Regions from separate parts of the Homo sapiens genome. Here all the other regions are linked to region 1. Evidence: chromatin loops called from intact Hi-C (ENCODE). Cell type or tissue: CD14-positive monocyte. All regions are shown on one strand. Links, peaks and the distances in the headings refer to the core of each region. The heading gives the core; the rest is flanking DNA. Region 1 overlaps GAS7 (growth arrest specific 7). Region 2 overlaps GAS7 (growth arrest specific 7). Region 3 overlaps GAS7 (growth arrest specific 7).

Region 1 (7,510 bases), core at 1,240-6,239:
CTAAGAGACGCTGTGCAGGGAGGAGAGTGGGGGAGTCTCTCCCCAGCTCTTGCACCCAGCTGTCCCGACTCAACCAGGTGGCTTGGTCTAACCCCTCACCTCTCTGCTGTGGTCATCCTTTCTCCTCTGGCCTCTTTGAAGTTGCTTCTGAGGCCTCCTCCTAAGACCTCCTCCCTGTCCCTGCTATCCGATTAGGAAAGCTGTTGGAATTCTTGGCCCAGACAAGCTTTAATCATTTGCAGTAAGAGCTCTGTTGCCTCCTTCATCCTTCCCTGCCTTCAGTTAAGCCCCTCTAAGGCTCGAGGTGTGTTCTCAACCCTGGGATATAGCCGAGAATGAGATGGAGTGGACAGGACTCAGGGGTCCCTAGGATCAGAGGGTTCATTGTCCGTGGGGAACCAGACCGAGTGATAACGGGGATGTGCCCAGCACAGTGAGGGGCCCCAGGGGACAGTCAGGGCTGTGGGAGTGCTCAAGAATACCATGGGCTGAGTTTGGACCCACTCCCCACTCGTATTTGAAGTCCCAACCCCTAGTACCTCAGAATGTGACTGCATGTGGAGAAAGAGTCTTTAAAGAGGTAAGTTAAAATGCATGGCCAGCTGTAGTAGCTCATGCCTGTAATCCTAACCCTTTGGGAGGCCAAGACAGGAGGATCACTTAAGGCCAGGAGTTGAAGACAAGCCTGGGCAACATGGTGAGACCTTGGCTCTACAAAGTACAAATAAAAAGAAAAAGAATTTTTGACCACACTGTTGTAGGTCAAGGAAAATAACTAACTAACTAACTAACTAACTAAATAAAATGCGGTCATTAGGGTGGGCCCTCATCCTGTATGACTGGTGTCCTTTTAAGAAAGGGAAATGAGGACACAGATACACACAGAGGGAAAACCGTGTGAAGACATAGGGAGAAGACGGCTGTTTGTAAGCCAGTGGGGAGAAGCCTTACAAGCAACCTTGAGCTTGGATTCCCAGCTTCTAGAACTGTGAGGAAATAAATTTCAGTGGTTTAAGCCACCCAGTCTATGATTCTTTTTTGTGGCAGCCCCAGCAAACTCACACAAGCCCCTTACCCTGGGCTTGGGTAGGCAACTTATTTACATAGTTCCACATGGGATCAAAACCTTGAAAAAACATAGGGACCTAGGGACAGTTTGCTTGTCCCATTTTTCTTACTAACATGTATTCCTAGCTGAAGGGTTATATAGTTCACTTCTTTACCTTATTATCATTAGAATGTGAACTCCAGGCCGCGCGTGGTGGCTCGTGCCCATAATCCCAACACTTTGGGAGGCCGAGGCAGGAGCATCACTTGAGCCCAGGATTTCGAGACCAGCCTGGGCAACATAGTGAGACCCCCATCTCTATAGAAAATAAAAAATTAGCCAGGCGTGGTGGCATGCACGTGTGGTCCCAGCTACTCGGAAGTCTAATGTGGGAGTATCGCTTGAGTCCAGGAGGCCGAGGCTGCAGTGAGCTGTGATTGTGCCACTGCACTCCAGCCTGGGTGACAGAGTGAGACCCTGTCTCAGAGAAAGGAATGTGAGCTGCATGAGGGCAGAGCTGCATCAGGTCAAAGCCCGTGAAGGCACTGGCACGTGTCTTTTGGAAGAATTCTGTCTGAACCTGGGGCCTGAAGTCAAATTCCTCACTCTGGGCTTCAATCCAGAATTGTTTTTTATTTTTTTTAATTATTTTTTTTGATACGGAGTCTCGCTCTGCCGCCCAGGCTGGAGTGCAGTGGTGCGATCTCAGCTCACTGCAAGCTCCGCCTCCTGGGTTCACGCCATTCTCCTGCCTCGGCCTCCCGAGTAGCTGGGACTACAGGCGCCCGCCACTGCGCCCGGCTAATTTTTTGTATTTTTAGTAGAGACGGGGTTTCACCATGTTAGCCAGGATGGTCTCCATCTCCTGACCTCGTGATCCGCCCGTCTCGGCCTCCCAGAGTGCTGGGATTATAGATGTGAGCCACCGCGCCTGGCCAGAATTTTTAATTAAAATAGCTGGTTTTCTGCATCCAGGTCTCTGTTTAGTGCTCACCCTGCAAGGTGAGTTGCTGTTTGTTCTACAGACTGCATCCCCTATATCCCTCTAATCTCTACTCAGTCCCCAAATGTGATTAACATGTGTTAAAAATCAGAGAAGAAAGATTCCTTTATTAGCTTTTGTTTACACTGGGTGAATTGAGCCACAGACTATATTACACTAAGTCCTAGCAGCCTATGAGTTTGAACGTTGTCACCCTCCAGAGGGTTTGCTTAATGAGGCCAGGGATTCCATCATTAGTGTCCTGAAACGCCTATGACAGTGCCTGGCCCAGGGTTGGGCACTTACTCATGTTATTCACTTATTCATATGTGGGAATGAACAGTTCAGCCAGTATAAAGGACAGGTGAGTACACACCAAGGAGATCTTCAGGGAGAGATCAGCTGGTTTTCCTGTGAAGATGTCAGCTTCATCCCTCCACCGTCTCCCTGTGCTCATGGCTCTGTTCCCTTTCCAGGCTGCTGCTGCTGGTTCTTTGGGTCTGCAGCCACCTCCCACCCCCATGAAGGGCAAACCCAGCATTATGTTACCTCCTCAGTATAAAAGGAGAGAGGGTCTCTTTTTTTTTCTTTTTTTTTTGAGACGGAGTCTAGCTCTGTCCCCCAGGCTGCAGTGCAGTGGCACGATCTCGGCTCACTACAAGCTCCCCCTCCCGCATTCACGCCATTCTCTTGCCTCAGCCTCCCCAGTAGCTGGGACTACTGGCACCCGCTGCCACACCCGGCTAATTTTTTGTATTTTTAGTAGAGACGGGGTTTCACCGTGTTAGCCAGGATGGTCTTGATCTCCTGACCTTGTGATCCGCCCATCTCTGCCTACCAAAGTGCTGGAATTATAGGCGTGAGCCACCGCGCCTGGCCGAGAGAGGGTCTCTTTTTATACCTCAGAGCTCCTCGGGTCCCTGATTTCGGGAAACTCATTACTTACCTAGGAATCATTCCTCCTTCTCTTCATTTTTTTTCTCTCCCTCTTCCCCGCCTCCCCTTCTACTTTTAAAAAAAGTTGTGTTAAAATTCACATAACATGAAATTCACCATTTTAATGTTCAGTGGCATTTGGTACATTCACAGTGTTATACAGCCACCACCATTATCCAGTTCCAGAAGTTTCATCATCCCGAAAGTAACCCATACTCATTAAGCAGCCACTCCCCATTCTCCTCCCTTCGCCCGCCCCCAGCATCAGGCGACCACTCATCTGTTTTCTGGTTCTATGCATCTGCCTATTCTAGGTGTTTCACAGAAATGGAATCAGAATGGGTGGACTTCGTATTTGGTTTATTTCCGTTGACATGATGTCTTCAGGGTTCATTTGCGTAGTGACGTGTATCAGTACTTCATTGCTTTTCATGACTGAATAATACTCCATTGCATGGATATACCACATTTGTTTATCCATCCATCAGTTGATGGACACTTGGCTAGTTCCCATGTTTTGGCTGTTGTGAATAACACCATCCACTTCTTTTTCTGGTCTTCAGTTCTGCCTCCAGATGCTGAATCTTTAGTCTTTTGTTGAGACTGCATGGGTTACTGGCAATGGAAAAGGCACTTGAGAAATAAGAAGGTAGGCAGTGAGGGGCTCTGGCTACAAAGCGCTTCATTAAAGTCTGTCAAGCCTTAGTTTGCTCATTTCCTAAATGGGTGTAAAATTCCCTGCCTTGCTTACTCAGCCCTGCAGAATGTTGTAAGAGGCGCAAGCCACAGAATGTGAGGTTAAGCCCTTCCTAAGCTATAAAGTCAGATGTCAAGTGATAGTTCTGTATGTTCCTCATTTTTTCTTTGATTGTCTCCCTTTCTGTTTCTTTTTTTTTCTTCTTCTTTTTTTTTAATCTGCTTCCTCATTTCTCCTTTTGCTAATTGCTCCATTTGAATTCTGTTTTCCTTTCTTCTTTCCTCTGCTTTCAGCTGGCCTGGGGGCAAAGTTGAGAGCAATACAGAGTGTTATGCACAGTGCTGTGCTGGAGGTGAACAAGATGATTGGCTGCCCCCTGGGGAATCCTTGGGCAGGGCCGGACATGCGGCAGAGGAAGGAGGTTAGCTGCACTGGCTGGTGGGTGATGAGGTGAAGTCAACCAGGACTGGACCTGAGGAGTGGAATGAGGGCTGCCATGGCAGGCCATCCTATCTGGCTTAGATTTAGAGACTTCTTTTACACATAGCTTTGAGGTCTTTTGCAGTCCAGGAAGTAGCCAGATTGATGGGTAGTTAGGCAGATATTAGAATCCAAACAAGCAGACCCGAGGGACACTTAGGGGAAAGCAGCAGATGGAGGTGTATGCTTTTCTTAGTATGTTGCTTTTGCGAATGCTAGATCATCCGCTGTCCTGTGTGTGCTGTTTTCCCAGCTGAACTTGAAGCTTCTTGAAGACAAAAGTGATGACAGTCTTTTATTTTTGTGCTTGCTCCTGGTGCCCCTCAGAGAGTTCTGAACTTAAGTGGCATTTCCTGTGTGTGTTGAAACGTCACTTGTTTAGTCCTATAGCGGTTACAGAGGGCTTTCATGCAGGATTTCTCATGTAATCTTATCAACAGCCTGGCGAGGTGGATTCCATTTCTCAGATAAAGGCTCAGAGAGGTCAAAGAATTTGCTCAGGACACACAACCAATCAGAGGTTTCAACACTGCTTAGGACCAGCGTTCTTCACTGCTTCACCCGTCCCTTACACGGACTGCCTGGTTTTTATGGCAGATAAGAAGCATGTGGCTGTGATTATTTAGGGAGATGGGAAATGAATCCTTATGCATTTGGATCTTGTTCATTTTCGAGATTTCTTCCCCCTAGCGTCTTAGAATTTTCAAGTCCAAAAGAAGTTCTGTAAAAGTTGCAGGTGGTCTTTCCTATTACTCAAGCACTGTAGATTCCTTTTGTCTCAACAAACTTCAGAGACGCTTCAAGGGAAGCCGATTTCCTGCTAAATTGATGTGTTCCTCATTTGTTACCCGAAGACCTGATTTAAGGAGCTATTCTTGGTGACAGGCAGGGAGCCAGCTGTGAATGGGGTTCTGGGTTCGCTGTCAGAGCCCTGCTTGGACCAAGTTACTCAAAAGTCTGGCTCTGACTGGGTCTGGCAGGAGGGGCTGGTGTGTTGGAGTAAGCGAGCTTGGGGAAAGCTTGCCCGGAGGAAATTCGGTCAAGATGTTCAGTTTTAACACCTCTGGGTTTCTTCCAAACCAAAAGAGGAAAAGATTCTGACTGAAGGGATGAAGGAAGTTTTAGGATTTTCCATGAATGGAACTCAGAGCTTGAGGGATCCTGGATTCTTTGCGGCTCAAGTGAAGCTACAGAGAGAGAAATGGTGCCTGGGAGTTAGGAGGACTTTTGCCCTTGGCTGGGACTTAGGCAAATTGCTGAGCTTAGAAGACAATTGATCCCAGTGGTTCGCTGGCTCAGCCACAGAAAGTGCCAGCTGGCCTTTGAGTTGTTCAGGGATCTGTGATGGTATTTATGTGTGGCAGAGGGATACTTCTAAGCTCAGAGACCACCTCCGAGGTGACAGAGCTGCTGGGCAGAAGATGTAAGTTTAAAAGGCCACTTTCTTTCTCATTGGAACCTTTCAGCAGATTAACAAGATACGGGGCTCATTCACTGAACAAACGCTCGTTCAGTGCCAGCCGTGTGCAGGGCACAACCTGGAAAGTAGGAGATGTAGTAGTAGTAAAACCACAGACATCCTGACTTTATAGAGTTTACATTTTAGTTAGGGGTGACAGATAGCAAGGAAAACTAAGCAAACTGCATGGTGATCTAGAAAATGTGTCATTTTAAATGGGATGGGCAGAGAAGGTCTCATTAGGAGAGGGCATCTGTGCAAAGCCCTGGAAGATACGATGGAGTAAGCACGTGGATTGCTGAGAGAAGAGCATTCCAGCCAGAAAACAGAACAGCATGTGCAAAGGCCCTGAGGCCAGAGCATTCCTGGAGTGGTCAGGGAACAGCAAGGAGGTCAGTGTGGCTGGGGCAGAGTGAGTGTGTGTGGTGTGGGGAGTGTTGGAGATGGGGACAGAGAGGTGACCAGACTGAGGGGTGGGTGGGGCCAAAGCACGAGGGCTTTTGAGACCCTCACAAGGATCTGACATTTACCCTGAGTGTCAGGGGAGCCATTGAGCAGAGGAGTGACTTGAGCCAGCTGGATGTTTACAAGGATCACTCTGCTGCTCTCTTGGGAATGAATGATGGGGGGATGGAGGGGGGAGCAGAGGGTAGAAGGAGGGAGACAAGTAAGGTGGTTATTGCAGTAATATAAGCAAGAGCTGATGCTGGCTGTGACATGGCTGTCACCACTGGATTTTGGATGTATTTTGAGAGCGAGACCAATGGGATTTGGTAATGGGTTGCACGTATAAGGTTTGAGAGAGAACTCAAAGCGAGTTTCAAGGTTTTTGGCATAAGCAAATGGGAGGAAGGAGCTGGTTTGAAATGAGAAGGTGAGGAACGGAAGCAGCAGGTTTGGGGAGGAAATCAAGAGTTAAGTTTGAGATTCCTATATATGTTCAAGTAATGATAGTGAGTAGGCATTTGGAAAGAGGACTCTTAATTCAAGGTAGGTATAAATTTGAAGTCGTTATGGCGTAGATAGTCTTCAAGCCGCTGTACTGGATGAGATCACCTAAGGAGTGGGGTGGATGGAGAAGAGGTCTGGGGATGGGGCCTGGAGGCACCCCAAATTAAGAGGACTGGGCAGAGCAAGCCAACTGTAAAGGAGAAGGAGCAACCAAAGAGTGGGCGGAAAACCAGGAAACCAGACAGTTCTCCCTGGGTTCAGTGAAGGCAGCCATGGAGTCATCGGGACATTGACCTTATCTGCAGCTCTCAAGGAATGGAAAACCATCAGGGACCATCTGAGATATGGTCAAAGCCTCAGGGATGACGCACCCTTCCTGGTGTTGTTAGCATCTGTTTCATTACAAACAGCATAAACTGTAGCATGGCTGTGTTTGCCTGTCCGTAACCCCACCCAGACTTCACTGGCAGGCTTAACCCACAAGAAGTTTTAGGGAAGGAGGTACTGTCTACAAGGTTTTACATTGTGCTGAGTGTAAATGTGAACTTTTAAAATTATTAATTAATTTTTTTTTTTGAGTCGAAGTCTTGCTCTTGTTGCCCAGGCTGGAGTGCAATGACATGATCTTGGCTCACTGCAACTTCTGCCTCCTGGGTTCAAGTGATTCTCCTGCTTCAGAGTAGCGGGGATTACAGGTGCGCGCCACCATGCCTGGCTATTTTGTATTTTTAGTAGAGACAGGGTTTCACCATGTTGGCCAGGCTGATCTCAAACTCCTGACATTGTGATCTGCCTGCCTCGGCCTCCCAAAGTGCTGGATTACAGGCGTGAGCCACTGCACCTGGCCTAATTACTAATTTTTTTTTTTTTTTTGAGATGGAGTCTCACTCTGTCGCCCACGCTGGAGTGCAGTGGCGTGATCTCGGCTCACTGCAAGCTCTGCCTCCCATGTTCAAG
Region 2 (7,510 bases), core at 1,435-6,434, 110 kb after region 1:
TGTTAAGCCTCTGAAGGACAGAGCACAATCCCAAAATAGTTTTCATGGGAATGACCAAGGTAGAGACCATTGGTTTGGACCTATAATATCAGAGAGGCCACACCCCGATTCTTTACAAAACGTAACAGTGACCACACCTCAGTGGTTAGTGTCAAGGTTAAGGAATGTTGATATCAACTTTCCTCCGAAGGACCTGATTCAGTTATGTATGAATCTATTTCTCCCGGTCTGAGCCTCTGTTTAGACTTACAGGAGATGGTTGATGGTCTCCGATCAGGCCCACCCTGAACCAGGGCTGGGCAGGGTTAATGGAGAGTGTCTGGGATGTATTTTCAAAGAACTGTCATGGTGTAGGGGGACTAGGACAGGTGTTTGCAGACATTCCTAGCTTGAGGTTGGCCTGATTATTCTGTGTGAATCACCAGGCAGGTATTCAGCATTGGTCCTATTGGTCTTCCTTCTGATTACCCCCTAGCCAGAGGGGGTGGGGGTATAGGGCTGAGGTAAGCTCAGAAATGGGGCACTTGGCCAGGTGTGGTGGCGGGCACTTGTAATCCCAGCACTTTGGGAGGCTGAGGCAAGATCACAAGGTCAGCAGTTCGAGACCAGCCTGGCCAACATGGTGAAACCCCGTCTCTACTAAAACTACAAAAATTAGCCAGGTGTGGTGGCATGCGCCTATAGTCCCAGCTACTTGGGAGGCTGAGGTAGGAGAATCACTTGAACCCAGGAGGCGGAGGTTGCAGCGAGCCGAGATCGCGCCACTACACTCCAGCCTGGGCAACAGAGCGAGACTCCATCTCAAAAAAAAGAAGTGGGACACTTGTCTGCATGAAGAAGTGAAGGGAGTTGGAATAAAATGGAAGGCAGAGGAGCCTCTGCTGTGGTGGGCTGGAAACTCCACTCCCGCCACCCCATCCCTCCCCCATATTTCATCAGAGCCTTTTGTAAAGGATGGCAGAACCATGGAGCTGGGAGAAGGAGCTATCACTTGCCTGCAGTGTCAGCAAAGAGAGGCCAATTTTTAATGCTTTGTGTACATTATTAACTCACTTGATCCTTGTAACAGGTATTATTATTAATACTTACATCATCATTATTATTTTTTGTCTTCACGGGAATTGCTGACTTGAGATTGTCCAGCTAGATCAAGCAACTTGTCCTGGGAAAGCATGGATTTGAACCCAGGCAGTCTGGCTCCCAAGTCTACTCTCTTCACCACTACACTGTCAGGACTTGGTGACCTAGAAATGCTCCCCCTGACTCCAAAATTCAGTGACCCCAGGAGCCAATCCAAGCAGAGAAAGGCTGTCCTGATGTCCTGCAGAATGACAGTCACATCTCAGGCTTTCAAACTACTTATATGTTTTTTCCTAATTAATAGACCTTGAAATAAACAGTTAACTGTTTTTAAAAAAATTGACCTTGTAGGCCAGGCACAGTGGCTCACACCTGCAATCCCAGTGCTTTGGGAGGCTGAGGTGAGGGGATGGCCTGAGGCCAGCTGTTCAAGACCAGCCTGGGCAATATAGCAAGAGTCTGTCTCTGCAAAACAAAAAACAAAACAAAAAAAAGTAGTCTGGCCAGGCTGGGTGTGGTGGCTCACACCTGTAATCCCAGCTCTTTGAAAGGCCGAGGCGGGCGGATCACCTGAGGTCGGGAGTTTGAGACCAGCCTGACCAACATGGAGAAACCCCATCTCTCCTAAAAATACAAAATTAGCTAGGCGTGGTGACGCATGCCTGTAATTCCAGCTACTCAGGAGGCTGAGGCAGGAGAATCGCTTGAACCCGGGAGGCGGAGGTTGTGGTGAGCCGAGATCATGCCATTGCACTCCAGCTTGGGCGACAAATTAGCCTGGCCTTGGCTCCTTGTCACAGTCTCTCTTGTGCTTCTTCAGTCCCTACTTTCCTCTCCCTCCCATTTCCACTACAGATGGTGCCTTCCTACCCTACGCCATAGCAATCTGGTCACTGGGGAAATGGGGTTATGGAGAGGGGTATACTGTAATTCCCTTCATCTTATCTCAAGGTCAAGTTACATTTTGGCCCCAAGCATACAGCCCCCTAACTTGAGCTCCGGATAGACCTCCTTTGGGGCTCCCAATCCTGCTGAACCTCCCTGGCACTCTGTGCTCTTGCATATCTTCCACTCTGAGTCCAGCTCCAACATTCTGGCTATTTCTTCTTCCAGTGTTATGTGACTGGCACAGTTGGCCCCAGAGGTCCCAGCCAGGAGGACCTGGGGAAGCATCAGAGGTATTGACAGCAACATTTCTGATCCATGGTCCAACTTGGCCTGATGAGGGCAGCTGATAGTGGCTCTCCAAGATTGTCTACGTCCTAATCCCCAGAACCTGGGAATGTTATTTTATTTAGAAAAGAGTCTTTGCAGGTACAATGACGTTAAGGATCTTGAATTGAGAAGGTTTTCCTGGGTTATCTGAGTAAGCCCTAAATGTAATCACAAGCATCTTTATAAGAGAGAAGCTGAAGGAGATTTGACTGTAGATAGAAGACAAAGGGTATGATTGGGGAAGTAGGATTTGAGTGATGCAGCCACAAGCCAAGGAATGCCAGCGGCTACCAGGAGCTGAAAGAGTCAAGGACTGAGTTCTCCCCTTGACCCTCTGGGAGGAGTATGGCCCTATCAATACCTTGATTTCAGCTCAGTGATACTAATTTTTGGAAGCTTGGCATCCAGAACTGTGAGAGAATACATTTCTGTTGCTTTAAGACACCAAGTGTTATAGTGGCCAAAGGAAGGTTTTTAGAAATGCAGATATCTTTGGAAGAGAAGCTTACCCACAAGTGCAGGCTCAAGAAAGGAACCAAATCTCTAAATTCTCCCTGCTTTATGTTCTTTAGTTTTGATTGTTGCTATCTGTATACCTTGCCCTTTACCAAGGAACTATTAGCCAGGACTCTTTCTATTAAATGTTACAGAAATCCTATTCAGGCTTAGACCTGTAATCCCAGCTCTTTGGGAGGTCAAGGCAAAAGAATCACTTGAGCCCAGGAGTTTGAGACCAGCCTCAGCAACGTAGTGAGACCCCCATCTGTATAAATAAAAAATAAATTCACTAGGTGTGGTGGCACACACCTGTAGTCCCAGGTACTTGAGAGGCTGAGGATCACTTGAGCCTAGGAGTTTGAGGCTGCAGTGAGCTATGATTGTACCACTGTACTTCAGCCTGGGGACAGAGCGAGATCCAGTGAAAAGAAATCCCACTCAAATTGGATTCAGACAAAAAAGGAACAGTCCCAGGAAGTTCAGCTTCAGGCATGGTTTGATCAAGTGGCTTAAACAAACAGTGTCAGCAGTCTGATGTTTCTCTATCTCTGATTCCCTGTCTTCCTCATCAGCCCTCTTCCTTCTGCATTGGCTCCATTCTCAGTGAGACTTCTGCGAGTTGTCAGCGTGACCATCAGCAGCTTCAGGCTTGCATCTTGTCATAGTAATACATCTTTCCCCAGTAATTCCAAAACCAAATTCCAGGTATCCAGCCCCAGATGGGTAATATGCCCCTTCGTGAACTAGTACCGTGGTTGGGGAGAGGGCACGTGCTAATTGGCCAGGCAGGAGCCACTTGCTCCCGGAAACCTCGAGGGCTGAGAATGAGGTGAGGTGGTTCCACAGTAGAAAAATCAGGGTGCTTCTTTCAGAAGCCGGGGTACGTATGGCCTGCTGGGCAGGCCCACACAGCATACAGATGCTACGAGAGCCTGCTGTGCTTTGTAGGTCACAGACCCCCACGGTGTGCTTGGAAATGCCAGATCATGCTGTGAGGCTTTTCCTCTGCCCCAGCCTCTGGCACGAGACTCCCACGTGTGAAAAGCAGACTCACAGTCCCTGCGTGTCGTGGAGCCCGGGAAATGAAAACGTCAATCTGGGAGGCCCCAGAAGGTGTAGGGGATTGAGTGAGAGAGCCAAGAAGCTGCAGCAGCCGCCGCTGCTGGGACTTCGTGTTTACAAATCACATTATCGGAGCATCTTTGAACTTCTGTTGGCACGTGTGTGACTAATGTTCGAGCTGGTGAGGGCCATGTTGGGAAATGGAAAAGGGAAGTGGGGACGAGCGCTCGTGCTAAAATGGTGCTCTCTTTGGCAATGGCCTTTGGAGGAGGTGACTCACTAGGGGCATTGAGGCAACAAAGAAACTGCTGTGGCTGGATGAAAAAAAGATGCTTCCTCTGCCCCCCTCACCACCCGTGCAAGGGGAAGCCCATGACCTGAGTGTCTTGAAGGAAGCATTTGACCAGGGAGGGTGACCCAGGGTGGAGCCATACTAGACGGTGGTCAGGAAGCTGCCGTGGTGAACAGGTTAGAGTGGAGGTGATGAGTTAAGAGTTCCAGAGCCAGATGTGCAGGGCTGAGCCCTCAGTGTCGTATCTTGTTAGCAGCCTGACCTTGGATGAGATCCTCACCCTGACACCCTGATCTCGGCACCGCCATTATTAGCTGTTTAAGTGTATGCACTCTGCCCCAGTTTGCCTGGGGCAAACTGCCGAACTGTTTGAACCTTGAATTCATTCTCTGGAATAAGCATAATCATAGAAACTAGATGATTTGTCAGGGTTTTGCCGGAGCTGCTGCTTCTCTGCTTTGGAGCAGAGATGGTAGCTTTGGCAGAAAATGGTGGATCATTGCAACTGAGAAGTTAAATAAGAGGTTTCCTCAGCAGAGAGAGCAGGATGGAAGGGGTCCTCCTGAGGTGTAGGACATGGGGACGTCTTTGTGAGTATCATGCGCACGCACACACACACACAGACACACAAACGCGTGCGCGCGCACACACACGTGCCAGGTGCCACCATGCCGTTGCCTATTATTTTGATGGAGGTAGGCAGGAGCAGGAACTCCTTTTGCAAGAATGACAAAGAAGTGGCATTAGCAAGTTCTGCCTGTCTGTTCCTCTAGGGGAAACCCCATGAAACCACCACAGAGCCACTCTGCTTCCCTTTCTTGGCCCACTCTGGCAAACCCAGCCAGCAGGTAAGTGGGAGCACAGAGCGAGGCAAGGGTTGCCTTTGCTGTGGGGAGGGGTCCATCCTACTGTGTGCCCCCTGATGTCTGCACAGTGTGGATGGAGCTCCCTGGACATCCCTGCCTTCCCCTGGGCTGCCCCAAGTACTGCAGGCCTCACTCACGTGGTGCAGGACTGCTCGGCTACCCACAGGATCCTGGGGGGTGAGAGGGCATTTGCGGTGGGAGCTGAGATCTGCAGGGTCATTAGGAATTAGTGTCAGCTAATGGTGGCTCAGCACTCCTGGGGGAGAGAAGAAAGGAAAGGGAGAGAATAGGGATGTGAGCAGCCCTGATTTGCTGGTTCAGGGATTTCTGAGACCAAAAAGCAACCCACCAGCAAAGCAGAATTAGCTGTGTTATTTAAAGTTATTCACATCAGGATATTTAAATGATCTGTGCCCACTGTGTTCGTGTGGTTTCTATGGGCAAGATGTGTTTTATGTTTTTAAAGTTTGTTTAACTTTTCTCTATATCCATGGAGAATCATTGGAAGATCAAATGATATCTCGATCAGTTGTAGAACTTATTTTATTTTCTATTTTATTTTATTTTTGAGACAGAGTCTCACTCTGTCGCCTGGGCTGGAGTGCAGCGACGCAATCTCGGCTCACTGCAACCTCCACCTCCCGGGTTCAAGTGATTCTCATGTCTCAGCCTCCTGAGTTGTCGAGATTACACGTGTGCACCACCATGCCTAGCTAATTTGTGTATTTTTAGTAGAGACGAGGTTTCGCCACGTTGGCCAGGCTGGTCTTGAACTCCTGACCTCAAGTAATCCACCCGCCTTGGCCTCCCAAAGTGCTGGGATTACAAGCATGAACCATTGTGCCCAGCCTAGAATTTACTTTAAAGTAATTACCAGAATGGTAAATTTCCTCCTTCATGTAGGTCAGAACTTGTCTGTGATCTCTAAAAGTCCTGAGCTTGATCCCTCCGTGGACATGCACCTGGGTCGGGGGCACCGGGAACCAACTGAAGCCTGGTCAGTGTGTCTGTACCAGGGTTTTCGGCCATGTTACTGTTGACATTTCGGGTTGGATGGTTGTTTTGTTGTGGGCGGCGGTCCTGTGCATTGTTGAGTGTTTAGCAGCGTCCTTGGCCAGTAAATGTCACCAAGTATTGCCCCATTGGCCCCTGGGGAAAAAGCGCCCCTAGTTCAGAAACACAGGCTACACATGGAGTGCCATATTGTTCCCCTAGAAACCAGGAGAGGAAAGAGTTCCTCTGTTCTGGCCTGAGAGGGAGGCTGGGAGTGGGAACGCCCAGCACAGTTCGCTGTGGGAGAAATGAACCAGGGGCCTGAAAGGGGGTGGGTGCCACAGCTGCCCCTTCCTACAGCTTCCCCCCAGAGGCTCCAGAGCTGTCACACTGTCATTAACGACACCGCATTCCTGTCGGTGCTTGTGTGCATCTTTGGACGAAGCTAGAAAAGAAGCTGAACTATCTTCAACTGTGCCATAAAAGAGGATATAAAAAAACTCAATAAAACACGAAAATGTCAGCCGAAGCAGGATTGCTTGCTGGGGCCTTGGCAAGGAGGGGCAGACAGCAGGCTGGACGCCCCTGGCGCTGTTTGTGGGAGTCATGGGTGGGGAGGAGAGGCCAGGAGAGCCCAGCCCATGCTGGGGGCCACCAAGCCTGGGCTCTGGGCCAAACACACAGTCCCCTGGTTTCTTGAGCCCAACCCCAATGCTGTAATTCTGTTTATTTTGCTGAATATGAAATCCATATGGTTCTGATTTCTTCCTTGTAATCCGTCATCTCTGTGTGGCTTCGGAGCCAGCAACCACGCAAAGTGGCTTTGAAGTTGTTGTTCTGGGTAAGTAGGAAGTTGTGTTCTTCCAGGGTTCAGTGGGGCAACCATGAGGTTTGCATTTGGTTTGGGAACTGCTCCAGGAGAGGGAAGCAGATTGGCACAGTCAGTTTTGGTCCTGGCTTAGGAGCTTGGGCTGGGTCAGAAGGGAGACCATTTACAGAGCCTTCGGTGGATTTGCACAGCCAAGGCCACTCTCTAGCCCTCAGCTTAGGTCAGAGATACTCTTGGTTCTAGGTGTCTCTTTGGAAACAACAGAGGTCTCTGCAGGGAGCTAATGCACTCACTCAGCCTCTCCCACCTCCGTCATGACAACCCATAAATGTGTCCAAGGCTTGCCAAATGTCCTCAGGGGGGACAAAGTCGCCCCTGGTTCAGAAACACAGGCTACATGTGGGATCGCTGGGCCACATGGTAAATGTATGTTTAATGTTACAGGAAACTGCCACACTGCTCTGCAGAAGGACCATACCATTTTGTGTTCGCACGAGCAACGTGTGAGAATTCCAGTTGCTCTGCATCCTTGTCGGCACTTGGTATTGTCATTCTTTTTAATTTCAGTCTTTCTAGATAACACTTGATTTTGACATTTAGAAATGAGCCCCAGAAAGGTCCAAGATTTGTTCAAGGCCCCTAGCTCCTTGAAGACCAGAATCTAGGCATTCTGTC
Region 3 (7,510 bases), core at 1,723-6,722, 150 kb after region 1:
GCTCAGATATTTCTCGAGTCCTTTCTAGAGTAGGGTTCTGAAGTAGTGTAGAAACCTCCTGATATTACTTATGAAATAGCGTGTGTGTGTATGTGCACCCATTTTAGGGGACAGAAGATCCATAGCCTTCCTCAGATTCTTAAAGGATGCTCTTTCCATATATATCATTGAGCAGGTTGCCTACTGAACAAGGAGGCCCAGGTGAGGGTGGATGGAGAGGGACTGAAGCCTGTCCTTGCAATCTGGCCAAGGGATGGTCCCTTCCAGAGGAAGAGGCCGCGTTTTATTATTCCCACAAAGACACCCTGTATTAGGTAAAGAATTTCTGAGTTAGAAAGAACTTCCTTCGTTTTCCCCCACCCCAAATCCTGCTACCTCTGATCTTGTTCCTTCCAGGTGGGGTCTGTCCCCAGCCCCCGGGCCTGTGTCACCTCTGCTTCCAGTACAGTTCCCACGGGAAAGTGCTGACAGAATTGAAGGGAAAAAGCCACAGGACTAAGGAAGAGAAGGGAAGGATTTAACTTGGAAGGAAACTAATTAGAAGAATAAGATTGAGAGAGACCTTAATTATTGGGTGGTTATGCACACTGTGTCCTCTGGATGCCTGGGGGCCGGCTGCTCTTGCCCCTCTGTGGCCATGAAGGGTGAGGTAATGCTGGTGCTGTTGGCCCTTAAGTGAAGACTTGAAGGTAGGAAGGTCTAACTTCTGCCTTCGCAGAAGGCAGAAAAAAGTTTTTTTATTTTTTTATTTTTTCTTTATTTTTGAAACAGAGTCTCACTCTGTCACCCAGGCTGGAGTACAATGGCGCAGTCTTGGCTCACGGCAACCTCCGCCTCCCAGGTTCAAGTGATTTTCCTGCCTCAGCCTCCTGAGTAGCTGGGATTACAGGCACCTGCCACCATGCCCAGCTAATTTTTGTATTTTTAGTAGATGCAGGGTTTCACCAGGTTGGCCAGGCTGGTCTCGAACTCCTGACCTCAGGTAATCCACCCACCTTGGCCTCCCAAAGTGCTGGGATTACAGGTGTGAGCCACCGTGCCCAGCCAAAAAATTTTTTTTTAATTGTGGTACAATACACATGACAAAATATTTACCATCAGTGATATATTTATGTATTCATGATATTGTGCAACCATTACCACGATCCAGTTCCGGAACAGTGTCATTACCCCAAAGGGAAAACGTGTACCCATTCTCCCCTCCCCAGGCCTCTGGAAAAGACAAATCTGTTTCTGTCTCTATGGCTCTGCCCATTCTGGGCATTTCATATGCATGAAATCATACAATATGTGGTCTTTTGTGTCTGGCTCCTTTCACTTAGCATAATGTATTCAAGGTTTATCCATGTTGTAGCATGTATCACGGCTCCATTTTTTTTTTTAATTTCTGAATAATATTCCATTGTATGGCTGTACTACACTATCCATCCATCTGTTGATGGGGGATTTGAGTTGTTTCTACTTTTTGGCCATTACGAATGATATTGCTGTGAGCATCCATGTACCAATTTTTGTCTGACTGCTTGTTTCTAGGTGTTTGTGTCTATACCTGGTTGTCTCCATGTCTTTTGACTTTTAAAGTCAGCCATCAGGAGGAACTCCTTTCTAAGAGAACAGAAAGGTGATGGGACTGTGGCTGCCTCGGGAGATGGAGGCAGAGTGCGGCCCTGCAGGAGGGAGATGTGGAGACCATCTTTGCCACATCAGCCACATTAGGAGATGGGCCTGGTGGCCCCAGTGCCCTCCTCCCCACCTCTTTCAGCATCTCATGGCCCTTCACGGCTCAGTATCAGGGTGCCTCCCACCTTCTGTAAGGTCCTGAATTTCCTCGTTGCGGGAGACCTCGTGGTCATCAGTGCCTTGCGGAGAAGGGACGGCATCATTATTGCTCTTTCCTGGGTGGGACACTGAGGTTCACAGGTTGGGTCCACTGGCTCTCCAGCTCCTGTAAGGAGTGGTCTCCTCACTGCCCAGCCCTCTCACCAGAACGCACTGGCCAGCTCTCAGGCTGTTAACCTCCCCAGCAGGTGTTTGCCGTTCAAGTCGGGTAGTATTGGAAACAGAAACCTCAGAGAAGTGACTGTTGATGCTGACATTTCAGACAGAGGGATGGTGAGGCTAGGGTGGAGGTCCGTATCGCCGTAGACGGACTGTGTGAAGCCCTTCCAGTGGAAAACCCCATTCATTGCGCATCCCTCAGGACAGGCGCTGCCCTAGGTGCTGAGTTACGTATTGTTACCCTCTCCGTCGTCTTCCACAACTGGGCTCATATTATCACCCTTCGTTTCACAGATTCGAGAATAGCCTGGTGAGTCAGTAGCCTGTGGTCACATGGCTGTCAAGCGGTCCAGGCAGGATTGGCACTGAAGGCTGTTTGAGCCTGAGGGCTGTTTTCGCTGTGCCTGTGGGTTCCTGTCTCCTGCACCCCTTTTCTGACCATGTCAATATTTGATCCTTCCTATTTCCTCCCAAGTTATTTGGATAAGTACCAATATGGCTTTCCCATGTTTGATTGAAGGAGAAACTAGAATATTTCACTCAAGGGGAGGACACCTGGCATCTTGCCCCTCTGGTTCTAGAATCTCTTTCATCAAACACTCATGCCTGTAGTTGTATTTTTTTGTTCTTTGTTTTGAGACAGGGTCTCACTCTGTCACCCAGGCTGGAGTGCAGTGGTGCGATCACAGCTCACTGCAACAACCTCCTAGGCTCAGGCAATCCTTCCACCTCAGCCTCCTAAGTAGCTGGGACCACAGGCGTATGCCACCACACCCGGCTAATTTTAAAAATTATTTGCAGACGGAGTCTTCCTATGTTGCCCAGGCTGGTCTCAAACTCCTGGGCTCAAGCCATTCTTCCACCTCGGCCTCCCAAAGTGCTAGGATTACAAGCGTGAGACATTGCACCTGGCCCTAACCCTCAGTTTTAATCCCCTGACCCCCCACCCATGCCGACTTTATTTCTAATCCTATTGGACAGAATGTTCATCTCCTGTGCATGGGATACTTCTCTTTCTCTCAACATGCACGCGCGCATGCACACGCACACACACGCACACATGCACGTTGTTATAATCCTATTTGTCTTGCATATATTTTGGCTATCTTCCAATCCTGGAGAGTCCAAAGCAGTGAGAGGGCCCAGGTAAACCTGCCCAGATGTGGGCTTGTGCTTACTGGACATGCTGGTGAGACAGCAACCTGCGACCCTGGTGGGATGCCACACCGTGTTGATCCTGGCTGCTGTCCACCTCACTGTCTCCTGCTGTCTTAGAAGACAGTCTTCCATACGGAATCAAACGGGCACTGCAGGTTAGCAGGTGTAGGAGATGGAGCGTCCAGGGCATAGGGGAAAGCTTTTAATTAAGTTGTGAAAATGCATTGTGAAACTTACACCGCAGCTACGCAGAGGGCAGAAGGGAGGCTGTGTTTACTCAAAGTCCCCGAGCAGCTCAGATTTACTCGTTCCCTCCAATGACATGCAGGGCACTACGGGAAGCCACGGCACGTGGTTTTGCAACCTTCACAAAGCGTGAGAGTAGCCTGGGAGCTGTGTGTCTCTGCTGCTCTCTTTCATTCTGTTATCTTGTTTTCCTAAGCGGGGGTCACCAGGGACCACCACTATGGGCACAGCTGGGGGATACTGAGGACATTTGGGAGCCGATTACCTTTACTGTTTGTGAACAGTCCCCTGGCTTTGCTGAGAAATTCATGGCTACTCTCTTCGTATGGCTACAATTCTGATTTTAATCAATTTACTTCAAAAGGCACAGCAATCTTACGGGCTAATTTGGACTCTCTGTCCTAATTTTAAAATGTTCTTTAGCTAACAACTTTTATTTCTGTGTTTATGGGAGAAAATTTAGGGGGAACAGATATGTAGAAAGGAGAGTATAATAATTGCCTGTAATCCCAGCACCCAGGGATCGTGGCTGTTTTTTGTTTGTTTGTTTTTATATTTTTGTTTGTTTGTTTTGAGATGGACTCTCACTCTGTCACCCAGGCTGGAGTGCAGTGGTGCGATCTCTGCTCACTGCAACCTCCGCCTCCTAGGTTCAAGCAATTCTCTTGCCTCAGCCTCCCGAGTAGCTAGGACTACAGGCGCACACCACCACGCCTAGCTAATTTTTTGTATTTTTAGTAGAGGTGGGGTTTCACCGTGTTGCCCAGGCTGGTCGCGAACTCCTGAGCTTAGGCAATCCGCCCGCCTCGGCCTCCCAAAGTGCTGGGATTACAGACGTGAGCCACTGCGCCCGGCCATGGTTGTTTTTTTTTTAGCATCTGTCTACTAGATATCTAGTTTCTTTGTATGTCATATACATTTTTCTCTGATTTGTTTTTTAACGAAAAGTAATTCTATACATGGTTAAAAGAATTAATTGCACATAAATGCATACAATGGGAAGTCAGCGTCTGCTCTGTCTCCGAGTCCTCGTTCTTTTTGCCAGAGTGATCTGGACCCTTGGCGAGAGAAGCTCCATCCAGCTCTTCATGGATTCTCAGCATTATTATAGAATGTTTTGCATCTGGCTGTGGGATGACTTGCATTAATTACTTCTGCTAGGTTTGCACAGCAAGCCTGGGGCCTTGTCTGCTGCTGTGCTTCGTGGTCTGGGAATTTCAGGCTTCAGATTTCACAATGGGAGGTGGTGGAGTGACAGGGCCCCCTTGCAAGCTCAGCACCCCGTGAGTGATTTTCTAGGGGGCCGTGGAGAAAGTCTAGCTCCATTAGCTGAATGGCATTTTCCTCTCTGCTCCCAGAGGAGCTGTCCTCTGTGCAGGGGCTCTGAATGCTCAGGTGCTTCTCACTGCTCATGCTCACGCAACCCCGGAGGTCACGTGTGTGCTGCCTCTGACCTCAGGGGTTTATGGGCCGCAGACTTCCCAATGTCACGCTACTGTAGGGTGAATTCATCAGCCTTTGCCTTCCTGGTTTAAAAACTCTTGCAAAAATGCCAAATGGGTGTGACCTTTTCTTTCTTCTCCAACAGAAGCCTGGAATGGTCCCCCCTCCGCCGGGAGAAGAAAGCCAGACGGTCATCCTTCCACCTGGCTGGCAGAGCTACCTGTCGCCTCAGGGCCGGCGGTACTATGTCAACACGACCACCAATGGTGAGTCCCGCTCGGGGGAGAATCCTGCACCAACCCCCTGGCATTCTGGCTCTCTAGAGGGGCACGTTTTTTCTCCCTTCTTCGCCTCTCTGTTTGGGGGTTTTTTCTTCTTAAGTCTATGCTCAGGGGCTACAGTAAAGTCTTACTCCTCCCACTGTGCTGGGTGGTAGGGGTGCAAGTCTGGGTCTGTAGTTCTGGGAGTATCTTGGAAGGAAGGCTGCCCTTTATGGTTTGAGTCTTCCTTGGACCCTGACGTCCACCCTGGGTATCTGTGTTAAACCCAACCTGTTCGTCTGGGGCTGGGTTTTCTGAAGGGTGTCTCAAAAGGTTCTATGGTCAACAGCTGGCTTGAATAAAATGAACGAGGCAAAGTCACTGCATGATGTCTTGGAATTTTGAAGGTTTTAATGATCTTGAAGCTTCAATACAGGGGTTGCAAATGCGAGGTTTCCCTAATTTCACTACAACGTCATCTTTTTCCTTAAGTATCTCACTGGCTGGCATTTCTCCAGATGTTTTTTGGGAAATGCCGGGGGTGCTTATGGGTTATTTATCCCATCAAATAGTACAGGTTCCATGTGCATCTGAGTTGAATAGGACCACACCTCAATGACCCCAATAATTAGGGACCTCCCAGGCCTTCAAATGACCCCAGGATCCCCAGAAGTTTGCTGTGGATGGTTTATAAAAGGGGATGCACCACGTGGCAGGTTCTGTAACAAGGTGAGCAAAGGGCACTGTTGCAGGCTGTGGTCTTGGGCAGGGCAGGACAGGGTAAACCAGCTGAACAGAGCTGTGTCTTGACCTCCGTGACTCCCCAGAGAAATTGCCATGAGAGAACTGAGAGGATTTAAACCAAGGAAAGTTAGATTTAGTGGGAATCACAGACATGCGTTCCAAGGCAAAAGATGAAAATCGTACCCAAGTCCACTGCTGGCTCAGCCTTGGCCTCTCACTCCTCTGTGCCTGCCTGACTACATGACCACCCCTTCCCACCTGGGGGTATCGTTACTACAGCTGATGTTTATAAGCCTGCACCAGGAGGGGGTCCTAGTGACAGGGGAGCCAGCTACTGTTTAGCAGAGACACAAAGAAGGCAGCTGGTTTATTCGTATCCCCTGGCAACCTGACCTTCCACAGGCTCAAGAGGGGTGTTCTAGCGCAAGAGGTAATGAAGTTTCTAGGAAAAGGGAAGTAGGACTATTTCTGACCGTTCTAATCTTACACTTCCTCAAAACAAACACATGAACAGCTTTGCACTGTTACCGGAGACTTGAAATTTCAGAGGAGAGTGTGTCTATGTATGCAACACCCATCTGCCAAACACAGAATTTGGACCGTAGGATCATGAGATCATCAATTATTTGGGACAACATTGGATCCAAATTATTGGAAGGTCAGGTTGCTAGGGGATATGAATAATTTGGATCCGTTATTGTCCCAAATAAGCTACTCTATTGCAAAGGGGCATGGGGGGAAATGGCTTTCTGAATTTCAGCATCTTTATCTTTTTTTAAGTTAGAGACTAGTTTGTTTTCACGGTAAAAAATTCAGTAAGTACAAAATGATTTCAAATAAAAAATAATCCCCGGTCTCACCTTTTAAACATATGTATACTTATTCTTTTAAAATAAATTGGAAAATATTGTCTATGTTGTCCTTTAAGTTACTTTGACAGTGTATGTGGACATCTTTCTATACTTTGTACATTTCAGTCTAACCCATTCTTTTAAACAGCTGTGTAGTAATCCATCGCATGGGTATGCTATTAATTTCACCTGCACTCTATTAATTTAAGTCATATTTTATATCAATAGACAGTGTCTGGCAGCTTTTTTCTGGGACTCAGACTTTAGCAGATGCCACTGGTGACAGCTTTCTTATGGGTCCTGAGATATTGTGATCCCACAGAGGCTCCAGGCCAGGGGTCAGTGAACTTTTTCTGTAAAGGGCCAAGTAGTCAGTATGTAGGCTTTGAGGGTCACATGGTCTCCATCCCAGCCACTCAGCTTTACTGTTTCAGCATGAAAGCAGCCCTGGATGATAGGTAAACAAATGAGTGTAGCTGTGTTCCAATAAGACTTTATCTATGGATCCGAAAATAGGAATTTCAGATGACTTGTGTGTGTTATAAAATATCATCGTTCTGGCCAGGCATGGTGGCTCATGCCTGTAATCCCAGCACTTTGGGAGGCCGAGGCAGGTGGATCACTTGAGGTCAGGAGTTCCAGACAAGCCTGACCAACATGGTGAAACCCCGTCTCTACTAAAAATATCAAAATTATCCGGGTGTGGTGGCGGGCGCCTGTAGTCCCAGCTACCCGGGAGGCTGAGGCAGGAGAATCGCTTGAACGCGTGAGGTGGAAGTTGCAGTGAGCCGAGATCACGCCATTGCACTC

What was found. A loop is a pair of places that touch in the nucleus more often than their neighbours do. Peaks named below come from ENCODE experiments on the same cell type or tissue, not always from the same donor. Only the 100,000 strongest peaks of a DNase experiment are listed, where the experiment ranks them.
Region 2: a loop joins it to region 1, with 10 times the contacts of the local background. A loop is called at or near these places in 1 of 110 quality-filtered maps.
Region 3: a loop joins it to region 1, with 2.2 times the contacts of the local background. A loop is called at or near these places in 1 of 110 quality-filtered maps.

The regions. Positions count from the first base shown.
Region 1 is chr17:10,168,886-10,176,395 of GRCh38, reverse strand. The region is part of intron 1 of GAS7 (growth arrest specific 7); the gene reads left to right. Among named protein-coding and RNA genes, the nearest start is that of GAS7, 26 kb to the left of the region's middle. RefSeq lists enhancers at 2,268-3,093, 3,921-4,746, 4,747-5,573. In CD14-positive monocyte, for the core only: no CTCF peak of the experiment used is centred there; DNase peaks (open chromatin) are centred at 2,285, 3,735, 4,525 and 4,985; H3K4me3 peaks cover 2,271 bases; H3K27ac peaks cover 3,617 bases.
Region 2 is chr17:10,060,556-10,068,065 of GRCh38, reverse strand. The region is part of intron 1 of GAS7 (growth arrest specific 7); the gene reads left to right. Among named protein-coding and RNA genes, the nearest start is that of GAS7, 130 kb to the left of the region's middle. RefSeq lists an enhancer at 6,583-7,084. In CD14-positive monocyte, for the core only: no CTCF peak of the experiment used is centred there; DNase peaks (open chromatin) are centred at 3,375, 4,115 and 4,935; H3K4me3 peaks cover 1,132 bases; H3K27ac peaks cover 3,495 bases.
Region 3 is chr17:10,017,378-10,024,887 of GRCh38, reverse strand. GAS7 (growth arrest specific 7) reads left to right here. Exons shown (of 14, transcript NM_201433.2): 2 at 4,991-5,111. Among named protein-coding and RNA genes, the nearest start is that of RCVRN, 120 kb to the right of the region's middle. In CD14-positive monocyte, for the core only: no CTCF peak of the experiment used is centred there; DNase peaks (open chromatin) are centred at 2,317, 3,457, 4,727 and 6,307; H3K4me3 peaks cover 3,557 bases; H3K27ac peaks cover 5,000 bases.